Linked DNA regions of Homo sapiens: region 2 is linked to region 1. Evidence: chromatin loops called from intact Hi-C (ENCODE). Cell type or tissue: mammary epithelial cell. All regions are shown on one strand. Each heading gives the region's core, and the rest is flanking DNA. Links, peaks and the distances in the headings are about the cores only.

Evidence for each region. A loop is a pair of places that touch in the nucleus more often than their neighbours do. Peaks named below come from ENCODE experiments on the same cell type or tissue, not always from the same donor. Only the 100,000 strongest peaks of a DNase experiment are listed, where the experiment ranks them.
Region 2: a loop joins it to region 1, with 4 times the contacts of the local background. A loop is called at or near these places in 2 of 110 quality-filtered maps.

The regions. Positions count from the first base shown.
Region 1 is chr16:87,277,690-87,280,595 of GRCh38, reverse strand. The region is part of intron 3 of LOC101928682 (a long non-coding RNA gene); the gene reads left to right. Among named protein-coding and RNA genes, the nearest start is that of C16orf95, 38 kb to the left of the region's middle. RefSeq lists an enhancer at 1,048-1,553. In mammary epithelial cell, for the core only: a CTCF peak has its summit at 1,794 (motif pointing right); a DNase peak (open chromatin) is centred at 1,795.
Region 2 is chr16:86,872,783-86,875,688 of GRCh38, reverse strand. No RefSeq gene overlaps it. Among named protein-coding and RNA genes, the nearest start is that of LINC02188, 150 kb to the right of the region's middle. In mammary epithelial cell, for the core only: a CTCF peak has its summit at 1,358; no DNase peak of the experiment used is centred there.

The DNA.
Region 1 (2,906 bases), core at 258-2,757:
TTCTTTGGTACACAAGCCTTTATTGGGACACTTGGTAAAATGGAAGTCAGGTCAGCAGATTTGATAGTAACACTGTATCCAAGCAATTCTGCTGGTTTTGAGGATTGTGCTGTCTTGAGAAAGAGAATGTCTTTGCTTTCAGGAAATACACATTGAAGTATTTAGGGGCACCAGGGGTGTTATGTCTTGGGTATCAGATTTTTTTAAATTTTCACACCAGCTTATTTTTATCCCTGTTTTCCAGATGAGAAAACTGAGGCTCAGAGCCGTGAGATGCGAGCCGGGGTGGAGGCAGCTCTGCTTGGTGCCTCTTCTCTTGCTGGTTTGTGCATCCACGACTTACCTCTGCCCATCTGCTTGGTGTGAGCAGGTGCAGCTCTGTTCTGGTCCCTGGTGTAGCCCCTGAGCCTGGCTCAACTGCCTGCCCCATGACAGGAGCTCAGTAAATACCTTCTGCGTGAAGGGCCACCATGGAACTTAGCACAATTAATATCTTGGCTTTGGGGCTGAACCTTGGCTCAAATTCCAGCTCTGCTACTCAGAAGCTGTGTAACTTTGGATAAGTTAACTAACTTATCTGGGACACAATTTTTCATATCTCATTCCTATTGCATGGCGGTTATGCTGAAGATCTAATAACACAGGCTGGGCATGGTGGCTCACGCCTGTAATCCCAGTACTTTGGGAGGCTGAGGCGGATGGATCATCTGAGGTCAGGAGTTCGAGAGCAGCCTGACCAATATGGTGAAACCCCATCTCTACTAAAAATACAAAAATTAGCCAGGTGTGGTGGTGTGCACCTGTAATCCCAGCTGCTCGGGAGGCTGAGACAGGAAAATTGCTTGAACGCAGGAGGTGGAGGTTGCAGTGAGCTGAGATTGCACCATTGCACTGCAGCCTGGGTGACAGAGCAAGACTCCTAAAAAAAAAACAAATCTAATGACACAATGATGCGGATAAAGTGCTTACTGCAACACCTGGCCTGGCACAGAAGTGCAGTTCACATTTACTGAATGAATGAGTGAGCAGGTTAGTGAATGAATGAAAGGTTCAAGTGACCTCTACCTCCGGGGGACGCTAGCTTGCCCTTCAGCAGTATTTATCGGAAGTGCCAGGGAGAGATTTGCTTGGAAATTTAATTGAACAAATGATGCATCCCCATCATCTGTGTGCTTCTGCGTGTCCTTCCTGCTCTCTCTCCCACCCCGTGGAAGCTCCGGGCAGCAGCCCCTGCCTACCTCATCCGTGTCTTTCCCCAGCACACACACACTGTCACGCGCGGCCGGCACACACGCCTCCTTGCTGACAACTCCTCCTGTTTCTCTTTAGGACGTATTGGCTAGGTGTGTCCCGGTGCCAGGTCATACCCAGGGCACTGAGCGACTGTGGCTTCTGATTTTGTCTGCCCTGCACCTCTAATTTCTTCCCCTGTGGCCCCCCAATCTTGCTTATGGACGGGGCTCCCTTGGCTCGGTCATCCTCCTCCTGGAGCTCCCCTGGGCTCCTCTCCAAGGTGCTCCTTGCTCCCAGCTGCAGGAAGCCCGCATCCTCTGGCTCATGGGCCAGGCTGGTGGTGCCTGTCCTTTGACGGTGCAGCACCTGCACTCTCGCACTGCTGCCCGAGCCCAGTGAGGCCAGCCCACCCTGCTTTCCTTACGAGCACGAGGTACTCGTGCCCTATTGACTTCCTCTGCTAACTGGGACTGGAGAGGCTGGCAGCTCAGGACGTCCGAGGCGGCTGCTGGGTTCTGCAAGCCGGACACCAAGCGGGCGCCACATCTCTGCCGGCCAGGAGGTGGTGCTGTCCCCTGGTTTATGGCCCGAGGTGAAGGCAAGTAGAGACTCTCCTGCTTGTCCTGAAAATGCTGCCTTAAGATCAAGGGAAAACAATAGGTATTTGAGCCAGTTATCTAGAAGGAAAAATCAAATCAAATCAATGAGCGCAGGCCTCTATTCAGGTCCTGCATCCGAGCTTTGAGGACCCGTCTTAGAGTGAGGAAGGGACTTCTTTGAGCCCTGCCTGGAAATCCTGTGGGAAAGGATGGCAGGGCTGAGACTCAGGGCTGCTTTTCTGAGAGACGGAGACGGCAGCTCTGGGCTGTGCACAGTCCCTGCCTCTTGCCCAATGCCCCTAGGAAAGTGACGGGGCCACCCGAGCCTCAGGTCCTCACCTGAGAAATGGAGATAAAAGTTCAGGCGCCGTGGCATGGTCGAGGCGTGGTCGGGCTCCGTGGCGTGGTTGGGCGCCGTGGCGTGGTCGACGGCTATAACTGAGCCTGTGAACATGCGGCGTGGTCCTGGCCTGCTGCCTGGGACACCCCTGCTTCGACTGGGATGTTGGTCCTGTTGCTATGGTCAGAGACTGTGGGGGCTCTGAGATACGCTTGTCACTGAGAGGGGCTTTGTTGGAGGATGCAGCCCTCTTGATGTCTAGGGGAGTGGGCCTGACATTTATGGAGCACCTGCCGTGTTCAGGGACCAAGTGCACACAGATGAACACCCAACCCCGCCTCTCAGACTCACAGGGGTAAGCGTGTCCTGCTCCCTCTGGAGTTTCTGGGGAACGTGGGCAGAGTGTGGTCTCTTCTGTCCCAGGTGCGTTGGAGGAAATGACTTTTGAGCTGAGTGTTAAGGGACAATTAGGATTTCTTAGGGGGAAGTCGTGTGGGAAGGGCATTTGACAGAGGGAACAGCCTAGGTGGAGGTGTGGAGGCAGGAAAGCATCCTGCATGGCTGAAGGGCTGCGGGGCAGCCTGGAGGAGGAGGACAGGCGGTGTGTGGTGGGTCCCTGCAAGTGTGGGCATCGCCCTAGGCCCATTAGTGCAGGCTGGGGTGTTCTTTAAGCCAGGGCAAAGAAATCCCTGACAAGGAGGGACAAGTGCAGGCTGCGCCAGTGTTTGCTCTCC
Region 2 (2,906 bases), core at 193-2,692, 400 kb after region 1:
GACGTGGTCTTAAAAGTGCCTATAGACCTGGCCTCTAGGGATGAAGAAAACATCAAACATGACCACGATCCCTCTGTTTGGCTATTTCATTTTTTCCTAAGACGGAATGTTATTTCACTTGGGAGTCATTCAGTTTCAGATGATAGAAAACAAGCCCTGAATTGGTTTCTGAAGTAAAATAAATTATTACCTTATCTAACTGGACAGTTTGGAGGTGCTGACTTCAGGCAAGACTTGATCCAGGGGTTCTAAGAAGCCACAAAACATCATTGCTGAGTCTCCTCACTCTGCCTTCCAGGGCATGGGCTTCTTCCTCAGCCTCTGCTGGGTGTCCCATAGTTCCAGACTCTTGTCTTAGGGTTCCAGCAATTCTACTCCTCAAATCCTCATGGTATACAATTGGGGTGGGGTGGGAGTGGGAATGGGTGGTAGGGAGGAAGAGAAACAGAAAGGGAGAGATAGGGATGGGGTAAGGTAGAAAGGAGAGCGGGGTGGAGATTATTTCTGTGTATCTCTTCAAGTCCTGCCTCTGCCTAAGCACACAGCTAGGAAGATGCTGATCCGATTAAGTCAAAAGGGCCCCATATTAAATAGGGCCACTCTGCTGATCTCATTTTAACTTGATCACCTCTGCAAAGACTGTTGTCAAATTAGGTCACATTCTGAGGATCCAGAGTCAGGATACCATCATATCTTTTTGAGGGGACATAATTTACCCCACAACAGAGAGGAGGAATCTTCTATGGGTCTGAATATTGTTGGCACCTTTACTTTTCAACACGCATAGGACTCTGCCGCCTCCCGCTCCTAAGCCTGGCTGCTGACCAAGCAGCACCTGCAGGGCTCAGGGTTCCAATAATGTGGGGACCCCCCCTTTCTACGTCCAGTTCTCCAGAGAACAGGCTTACTTGGGGCCGCTGGGCCCTGGAAGTCCTTCTACTTCATTTATTTTATGTAAGAGACTCATCTGTGTCTCATACACTTCTCTTTGCACTTAACCATAATCCTGGTGTTAGTTAGAAACTATCCAGAAAAGAGACAATCTGCCTGGTGGCACGGGAGGTCGGAACTGGAAAAGGCCTTAGAGGAAATCAATTTCCAGCCCAGTGTTCTTCAGGCTGGGCTTTGTGCTATCGCAGAATTCCTGGGAGTTTGGTGGCCTCTGTTGGGTCTTAGTTTGGGCTCCTCAGAAGCATACCCAGAGACAAGGAGTCATGGGCAAGCTGTTTATTTGGGAGGTGACCCAAGGAAACCCCCAAGGGAGTGGGGAGGCAGGACAGGGAAGGGGAACAGCAGCAGAGCTTTAGTTCATAGGCAGCCACTGCCCCGGGCACCTGGGGTTCAGTACCACTGTGGACCTCTGGGGGTCAGCGTAGAGCTGGCCTCAGTTATCTCAGTGAATGAGTGAGGGAGCTGGGATATTTATACATCAAATCCTCTGTCTGCTACTGGCAGTGGGCTGATTCTGTTAGAGCCACAGGGATTCACAGTAAATGGTCTTTTGTGAGGCACATCAGGGGATGAAGAGGGGGCACCAACAATTACTATAAGGGGGCACCAAGGTATCAGATTCAGATGTTGATTTAAAGGCTGAGCATCTGCATGAGGATTTTAAAAAACAAGCTACAGGTGTGTTAAACATAACAGCAGTGTCAATGGAGCAGAAGGGCAATGAATGGAAAGTAATTCTTCCCTGGAGTCCAGTTCCCAGTCCCTCCCCAGAGCACTGAGTGAGTGTCTCAGGGGTCCTTCTGATGTTTTCTTTCTGTATCTGAGCAGATGCAAAGAAAAGACACACTTTCCTTACTCAGTGGTAGCCTGCTATTGATGCCTCCAATGCTTTGCCCTTTTCCTCAGCAATTCACCTGGAATTCATTCCTGTCCGTATGCTTGGTGGTGCCTCATCCTTTTTATTTACCATGGCAGCATAGGACGTAGTACTCCAGTGTGTGGACATGGTACTCCAGTGTGTGGACATGGTACCCCAGTGTGGGGACGTGGTATTCCAGTATGTGGACATACCATGACTTATTTAATCTGTCTTCTAATACTGGGCATTTTGGTTGTTTCCAATCTTTTGTTACTACAAACAAGGGTGTAACAAAATGTTTATCTCTTTGTACAGAGGCATGAATTGATCCATTGGATAAATCCCTAGAAGTGGAATTTATTTGGCAGAATCTTCTGTTTTTAAGTTTTTGGCAAATACTGTCCAAACACTTTTGAAAGAAGTTGACCGATTTGACATTCTTGTGGCAAGAGCCCATGGGGTACATGGCTCAGATGTCCCTCATGTCAGGAGAAACCCTGCTGTGGGGTGAGGGTGGCTGGTGCCTCCAGCTTCCAGTGCCCTCTGGCTCTACCTCTGCTCTCCAGCCAAGGCCCCATGTCTCCAGGGCAGCTAATGGTCAAGCATGGCAGAAGCACAGGGCCCCTCCATTTCTGCCTAGCAGGGGCATCCTCTATGGGGCACCTTCAGTCTGGGGCTCTCGGTCAGCATGGCTGAGACATCCTCTGAGATGCACTGCAGGCTGAGGCTCTTGCTACTGCATGCTCCTTCCTTCCCCTCTCCTCTCACGGGTGTCGGACCAGCATTGCAATCTGAAGGCTCGCCCGCGCCCTCCAGCTCCCCTTCCATTTTCTGCAGTGCACTAGCACCACCTCCCTAATACATAGCTCACATTCCTGACTCCATCGTGGCATTCCTTCCTGAAGACCCATGCTGACACCCACTGACAATGTGTGAGGATGGGCTTCTGATGGTACTCGGTGAGCAGGGGTCTATGGCTAAGTGGTTTCTGAGCTCCCAAGCTTATCCAAATCTCTCACTTTATAACAGGAAATCTAAGGCCCAGAGAGGGCAAGCCACTTGCCTGAGGCCACACACTCAGGGGTAGCAGGCCCTG